Regions from separate parts of the Homo sapiens genome. Here region 2 is linked to region 1. The links are chromatin contacts, found by Hi-C or POLR2A ChIA-PET in ENCODE. All regions are on one chromosome and are shown on one strand. Each heading gives the region's core, a stretch centred on a gene start or an enhancer-like site at or near the end of the contact. The rest is flanking DNA. Distances are from core to core; before and after follow the strand shown.

Evidence for each region. A loop is a pair of places that touch in the nucleus more often than their neighbours do. ChIA-PET counts read pairs that join two places held with the same protein, here RNA polymerase II (POLR2A). Pooled maps may share reads with other maps.
Region 2: a loop to region 1 is called in a pooled map, with 4 times the contacts of the local background. The contact joins the enhancer-like site here to the promoter of UBE2E3 in region 1. A Hi-C loop is called at or near these places in 1 of 37 single-sample maps with no recorded cell type and 2 of 50 pooled maps. POLR2A ChIA-PET finds 5 or more read pairs at or near these places in 1 of 52 experiments (OCI-LY7).

The regions. Positions count from the first base shown.
Region 1 is chr2:180,978,772-180,982,448 of GRCh38, forward strand. It overlaps UBE2E3 (ubiquitin conjugating enzyme E2 E3), which reads left to right and starts at 1,834. Exons shown (of 6, transcript NM_006357.4): 1 at 1,834-2,202; 2 at 3,247-3,465. The coding sequence starts at 3,272. It overlaps UBE2E3-DT (UBE2E3 divergent transcript), which reads right to left and starts at 2,241. Exons shown (of 2, transcript NR_187176.1): 1 at 1,295-2,241; 2 at 1-895. RefSeq lists a silencer at 1,252-2,111.
Region 2 is chr2:181,989,684-181,993,351 of GRCh38, forward strand. The region is part of intron 2 of PPP1R1C (protein phosphatase 1 regulatory inhibitor subunit 1C); the gene reads left to right. Among named protein-coding and RNA genes, the nearest start is that of PPP1R1C, 5.7 kb to the left of the region's middle. Within about 2 kb of position 1,973, at least 2 of the 41 ENCODE cell types and tissues checked have a DNase peak (open chromatin) inside an H3K27ac peak, as active enhancers do; they include OCI-LY7, where a contact is called at or near this core.

The sequences.
Region 1 (3,677 bases), core at 584-3,083:
TAGAAGATGTTACCAAACAACTAAATATCTTTCTCCCCTAAGCTCCTTACCCCACTAAATCCTATCAGCAATTGGCCTTTGGGCCTTCAGGCTATTTCTGTTCTTAAATTTCCTAAAAGAACCCATGTTTAACGTACAGCTTTCCTTTTCTGTCTCCCCATTCCAAACAAAGCAAAGCTTCAACTCCAAATTGGCTGGCTTTTGCTGTAACATCACATCGTGTAAAGCTGGGGGAAAATTCTGCTTTTATTTTCACTAACAAGCTTTTCCCACAAGCACTCTTTGACCCAGCCAAATCAAAATGCTTGTCCACACACAGACCATGATCTTTTTTGAGGCATGAGATATTCTATCTGTTCATTCTGAGTGGAATATCCTTACTACTTATGAACCTAGCGAACTTTAATGAACTGTTCCCCTTCTGGACTAGGAGCTCTTAGCACAGAGTAGAGACCTGGCTTTAGTCACACAGCAATTGAATGAGTGTATGTCCAGCACCTAGCAACATATAGCCCTCAATAAAGTTAACTGAATGACTGTGTCTTTGGAAAATTATGGAAATGTAACTTACTCTTTAGAGTTGCTATCAAGCCTTTACCAAAAGTTTTCTATTAGGAGAAATAGTAAGCAAATACGTTGGCTCACTCAGTCTTTTCTTCTTTCCCTTAACTCTATACATCTTTTGACTGCCATTCTCACTCCCTTTGTGAACTGCACATTCTCACAGCACCCCTGCCCCTGGACACTTGTGGGAGAGGAATCCACAAATTCCTTTGAGGCTCCATCACCGGAACAAGTTCTCAGTAGCTGGAGAAGGCCTGGGTGGCAAACAGGAAGTTTTTGTATTCTGGCTACTTTGTGCCGTGGGGTAAAAACCGCAGAGTCCACCTGGAGACTGCAAAAAGAATGGTAGAACAAACAAAACTGTCACTATCTCCACCTAAAGCTTTTCTGGGTGGACATTCTGACTCAACATCACTCAGAACTTTTCTTTCCAGAACTGGCTCCTCATGTGCAAGACAGAAGAGTCCCGCAGAAAAGTGTCATGTTTTAGCTCTCATCGCCACCCCCCAACCCCAAACTCTTCTCCTTCACTTTTAAGAATGTTGAGCGGGACATTTTAAACACTGTTTTGGATTTTTAAGGTTTCAAATAATCCGAAGGACACTTCCCTTTGGCAGCGACAGTTGCAAGCTATGAGCCAAAAAGAAATAGAGGTTGTTCCCCTAATCTCCAAATACATTCTACCCTCTTCAATTCCCAGGACCCCAACTTGTCCCTTCCTCCAGCTTACGCGAGGGGCAAGTGGCAGCTCTTCTCCGCCTGCGTGCCTGGCCTCGTCAACAACACCCATTAGTCTCCCGTCTCCCGGGGCGGCGGGGGACTCCCAACCACGCGCCCAGGGCCCTTGCCCAGGTACTGGGGCCCCGGGAGCCACGACGGCCCCCGCGCAGGCGGATGGGATGGAACCAGCCCTGGGGACGCGGGTAGCCCAATGGGCAGCCTCGCCCCGGAGGCGGGCCCAGGCCGGAAGCCACCCCGCGGCACAGCGGCCCCGCGATACGGTGCCCGCGCCCCCGCCTTCTCTGGCACAGGCTCCGCGGCCAAGGGCGGCAGGGGCCAGCCCGCCGGGTCCCCGCCGCGCTCTTTGTCCTGGCCGCGCGCGGGCGGACGCGTGCACCCCCAGGGTGAGGGGAGGTGTGGAGAGCGCGCACGGGAGCGCGCGGGAACAGCTCGCGCCCGCCGGGCGTCGGCGGCGCGCGCCCCTCCGCCAGGCAAGCAGCGAGCACGCGCGTCGCCGCCGCGCCCGCCCCTCCCCCCCGCGCTCGCCTCGGAACTTGCTGACTGCGCGGCCGGGAGGAGCCGAGCCGGGCGGCGGCGGCGGGAGGCTACAGCGCGCGGGGGTCTCCCGCGTCCCCTCCGCCTCGCCGGGAGCTCGCGCCCTCGCCCAGCCGAGCTCCCACCCCCGCTTTTTTCCGAAGGCGCTGGGCGGCGCCACCCTCCGGCCGGAGCCCGGCACTGCACAACCCCCTCCGACTTTCAATGTTCCACACTCCCCGGCCAGAGCCTCCTCGGCTTCTTTTTTTCCCTCCCCCCCCTTCCCCCCCCCACAGCTGCCTCCATTTCCTTAAGGAAGGGTTTTTTTCTCTCTCCCTCCCCCACACCGTAGCGGCGCGCGAGCGGGCCGGGCGGGCGGCCGAGGTAAGGCGGCGGGGCCGGGGGGCCGCGTGGGGGGCGGCCGGGGCGGCGGCGGCGGTGGGGGAGGGGGCGGGGGCGGGCAGCTTTGTTCGCGCCGGGCGCCCGCGTCGCCGGTGTCCGCGAGCCGCGGCGGGGCCGGCTGGGCTGCTCGCATCACTTGGCGCCCGGCGCGGCGAGCGCTACCCGCGGCCCCCGCGCGGCCCTCCCCACAAAGGGCCGCGGAGCTGCGTGGCCGCCGCCGCCGGCCGTGGCTCGCCTCCGCGGGCGCGGAAATTTGTTGCACTTCTTGGGGCTTTGTTTATTTGTTTGTTTTTTCTCTGGGTTTCTTATTTTTTTCGTTATTTTGGACAAAATGTCGGTCCGTGATATAAAAATTGAGCGAGGAACCTTGGTGGCATTGGGAGCTTTGCAGAAGGTGCAGTTTGAATTCTGCTTTTCCCAGGGTGGCAGCTCGGTCTTGGCCGGATGAATCTTCGCTGCTGGCCGTGGAAACAGCTAGAGCAGCTCGTTAGTTGATTTTTAAATTTCCAAGTGTTGTGTTTAAAGGCTTTACGTGCACTGAGGAGGAATCGCCACCTTAAATAAGCATATGGGCGATTAACAGGGTGTGTTTTCCTCTCGGAAAGGGAATTTGGTAGCTTTGACCAATGTCAGTGTGTAAATATTTAGACGTTATTAGTGACTTTTAAACATTTTTCAGCGAGATCTGTTATTTACAGTGTGTCATATGTTATTAATGCTTGTTGCCTAAGTTCCTTGGCAAATCTGTTTCATGCCTTCTGAGAAAGTAGACAATTGATAGATTGTCCAAGAGACGGAAAAAAATGTGAGTGGGTTTTCTAACTTGAGTTCGGCAAATCCCTTAACGCTGGCGTTGTGTGACACATCACCTCCCTTGTACGTACCCCTGTTGTACGATGAAATAAGTGTGAACACTTTTGAAGCTTTTTCATTACAAGACGATTTTAGATGACTAGAAGAAAATGCTGTTGGTTTATTTCCTAGATTTAACATTTTCTCCTCCTCCTCCCCTGTTCTCTTTAAAAGTTTTCCAAGAGATAACTTCACCAAGATGTCCAGTGATAGGCAAAGGTCCGATGATGAGAGCCCCAGCACCAGCAGTGGCAGTTCAGATGCGGACCAGCGAGACCCAGCCGCTCCAGAGCCTGAAGAACAAGAGGAAAGAAAACCTTCTGCCACCCAGCAGAAGAAAAACACCAAACTCTCTAGCAAAACCACTGCTAAGTTATCCACTAGTGCTAAAAGGTAATGTGTAAAAGAAGGATCCAGCACACTTTGTCAGGTTGTCTTCCAGGTGGTTGGACGCTTTTGTTGGTTTTACCTCAATAGCAGTAGTTCAGAAATATTTACTTCATTATCAGTTTAATTGTACTTGAATGAGTTGTCATTCTTTAGGTGGTATGTAAGCAACATTACTAGAATTATACTTTTAAGCAAACTTAATTCTGTACTTCGGT
Region 2 (3,668 bases), core at 723-3,222, 1.0 Mb after region 1:
AGATGGCATTGTCCCTTTTCTCTAATTGACCTCATACTTCTCTTTGTTTTTTAAGCACCACTGGAGACAAATTAGATGCAAATAGCATCTCACAGAGAACTACTTTATTTTAGTACATCACCTGCCTGCATCTTCCTCCCCCTTTATGGAAACTAGAATAGTCTACAAAGAATTAATCAGCTTTTGGCTGTGTATAGGACTTGGATAAGTGTGCATGGCAACTAGAGATTTTGGACTAGTGATGGATTTTTGTAGTAAAACCCTTAAAAGCTTATAGTTTTCCCAGTAAAAATGATCTAGCACCAAGCTTACTGGGGAAATAACTCTAAAGATAAAACAACAACAACAACAAAGAAACAAACAGCAAAAAAAGAACACTAAACCAAATCAAACTTGGATACTGGTCTTAACTAGCCATGTGATGTGATCTTGGGAAAGGGATATCTCCAAGCTTTCTTTTCTTTCTTTTTTTTTTGAGACAGTCACCCTCTGTCGCCCAGGCTTGAGTGCAGTGGCGCGATCTCAGCTCACTGCAAGCTCCACCTCCGGGGTTCACGCCATTCTCCTGCCTCAGCCTCCCGAGCAGCTGGGACTACAGGCTCCTGCCACCACGCCCGGCTAATTTTTTTGTATTTTTTTTTTAGTAGAGACGGGGTTTCACCGTGTTAGCCGGATGGTCTCGATCTCCTGACCTCGCTATCCGCCCGCCTCGGCCTCCCTAAGGGCTGGGATTACAGGCCTGAGCCACAGCGCCCGGCCTCCAAGCTTTATTTTCTCATCTATAAAATAGGGATCATAGTGTTCTTTCTTTCAACCTCACAGGGTTGTAGTAATGATCAAAAGAGTTACCATGAACATGACTTAAAAATTGCAAAGTGCAACAAAGATTAGGTATCATTAACTGATGTGTTCGGGAATACAATATTTGCATGTGATATTTAAGAACAAAGATATAACAAGAAAAACAGAATCTTCATAATCTCATCTGTTCTAAATATTTCTGCGCGATCCAACAGTTTCTTTTCCACACATTATTTGAACACTCTCTATCAAACAACAAAACAAATAAGAGTAACAACGAAAACACTCATAAGTGTTAAATGACCATTTTTAAGCAACTGTTTCTCCTGTCCCCCAAAAGCAATATGTTGTTTGAAAAACAAAAGCTGGGTGCAGCTTTAAATCCTGGTAAAACTAAACAAATCTCTTCAATTCACTGAAATTGGCCAGGGAATAATTGGCTGTTCTTGGACTCACCTGTCATTAATGCTGTTTAAAATTCAAAACCCTGCAAATCTTTCTTTATTGTCAATTAATAAAGCAAAGAAAATTAAATTCTTCATTATAGAAACATAAGTAATAAAACATTCCAATTCATATGACAAGATCAGTGTACTGCAATCACTGTTAAATGGATTAGACATAGCTTGCTTTTTTTTTTAACCTTTTGAAGTGTTTGCAGGAAGAGTAAATTATAGGAGTATTTGAAAGAATGATTATATATATTCTGTTTATATTTTGTAGAGGAAAAATAGAAAGATATTTCAAGATGTATATTCAGATTTTTTGTTTGCTAGTTCATCTATGCTGGTCTAAACACATAGATGAGATAGGCACCTGATTAGTTGTATTCTAGGGGCAGCATAATGTCCCATCAGTCCCTTTCTGACAAATAACCTAGAACTCTCAGCAGTAGAAGCACTATGTAAACAGATACTTAATCTGTTAAGGATATATCACCCTCTGGCATGGGTTAGTAAATCAGTTTAACTCAAAATAGTGGGAGATGAAACTAAAATTTTTAAATTGAAGGCATGAGTCAGGGAAAGTTTAGTAACAGAGGTGTGTCTTTAGGGTAGAAAAAGCAGAAACAATGTATTTGCTCCTAGGAATAACTCTCAACAGTCAGGTGGCAGCAAAAAGATACTGAAAAACTGAGATAGGGGAAGTAGGGAATCGCCAAAGTTCCCTATATTTCGTCTTTTTCAAATGTTTTCTGGGGCTACCAACATGAGTGACCTTTGTAGCAAACTGCCTCTCTGTATTTTCAGTTCCTCTTCTGATTAAGGGCCTCTTTATGATAAGCTCTCTGAAGCTACACAGGAGAGCATTATTATCTATTCTTATACTGTGTGCTGTTTGCTTTTACTTTTGTATAATCTGTAGTGAACTGGTTTGGTTCCTATATATTTTTTTTTATCTAGAGAGCTGCTTATGTGTAAATCCTCTCTGTAGGGAAATAAATGGCAAAGATACTTTCTGTAATTTATTCCATCACATCTATAGATATTTTAAGTCTACTTAAAAACAAGTAATGTCTTAAGTAGACTTATGAAAAGACTGTATATTTGGCTACCAGCGTTTGAAATCTAGAGTTGGAAAATAATTTCAGAAAATACCTACTTTAACCACACATCTTCATGACAGACATACATAAACCAACCCAAGTCCCTGAGACTCGCTCCATTTTATATACCTCAGAGAAGAATCCATAATTAACCGGGCTTTTCAACTCCAGCTCTGATAATTTCAGATGTTAGAAAATGATTTCTTATACCAAACTTAAATATAAATTCCCCACTTTATTCTAAAATAACTTCATTTGTTCTCTGCAATAAAAAGTCATTTTCTCACCTTTTAAAAAATATGAATGAATGATTATTTTCTTTTATTCTCAATCTCCCTAAGGGCTTTAATAAACTCTATCCGAATTCTCCCTATTGCTCTGCCTTTGAAGCCCAGAGCTGGACACAGTCTTCCAGTAAAAAGCCAGCCTAGACCAGGTCTTCTGAATATTAAAGTTTGTGGCATCCATTGTTTTCCATTTACCGTTAAGCAGAGACAATATGGTTACAGTTATATTTAATGGACCTGACGCCTACTAAACATGAGTGAGCTGTATGAGGCCTGGAGATAAGTGCAGATTTGGGTAAGTACCCAGGAGTTTTGACGTCATTTAAAAGCTCACTGTACATCTAAAAAGTGGAATCCGAAGCATAAGGTAAAATAGTTTTTTGAGTATATTTATTGAACTTCCTATCACAGCCAAATTTTGGGGAAATCGACTTTATCTTTGACCCTTTTAGTGTCAAATATCCTTTGAAATCAAGAATAAAAACAAAGGTTGTTCTCACATGCCTCAGGTTCCCAAAAGTTAGTTAATAGGAGACATAAGAGATATATGATACTAAATATAATACTATCTCCTTTCAAATTTGATAGCAGGCCTGGTCATTAGAGAGAACTGAGATGTGCAATTGCTTTGGCTATTCATTTCCAGAAACGAAAAAGAAGCCACAGTTTATACTGTATGTAGCATATTACTTTCTAAATGAGGCATACGTTTCAGGATTCTGAAACTAAGTTAAAAAAACAGATTTTGAAGCCTCTAGATTGGATTCCTGAGACACTGGATGATAGCTAGGAAATAATGCTGGACTAAGATTGAATTGTTCAAAACGCAAGGGGGCTCCAGAAATTTCTGGTGATTATTTTTTAATCCAAAAATAACAGGAAGTTTTTCAGGGTCAACAAAATGAAAGTAGAAATTTATTTCCAGTATTAAGGCATCACATGCACAAAATCTCTCTTCATGGAGACCCTCTATTTTGCAAAATGAATGATTGTGTTGTCAAGAGAAAATTGGGCTCCAGGGACCATACTGAGAA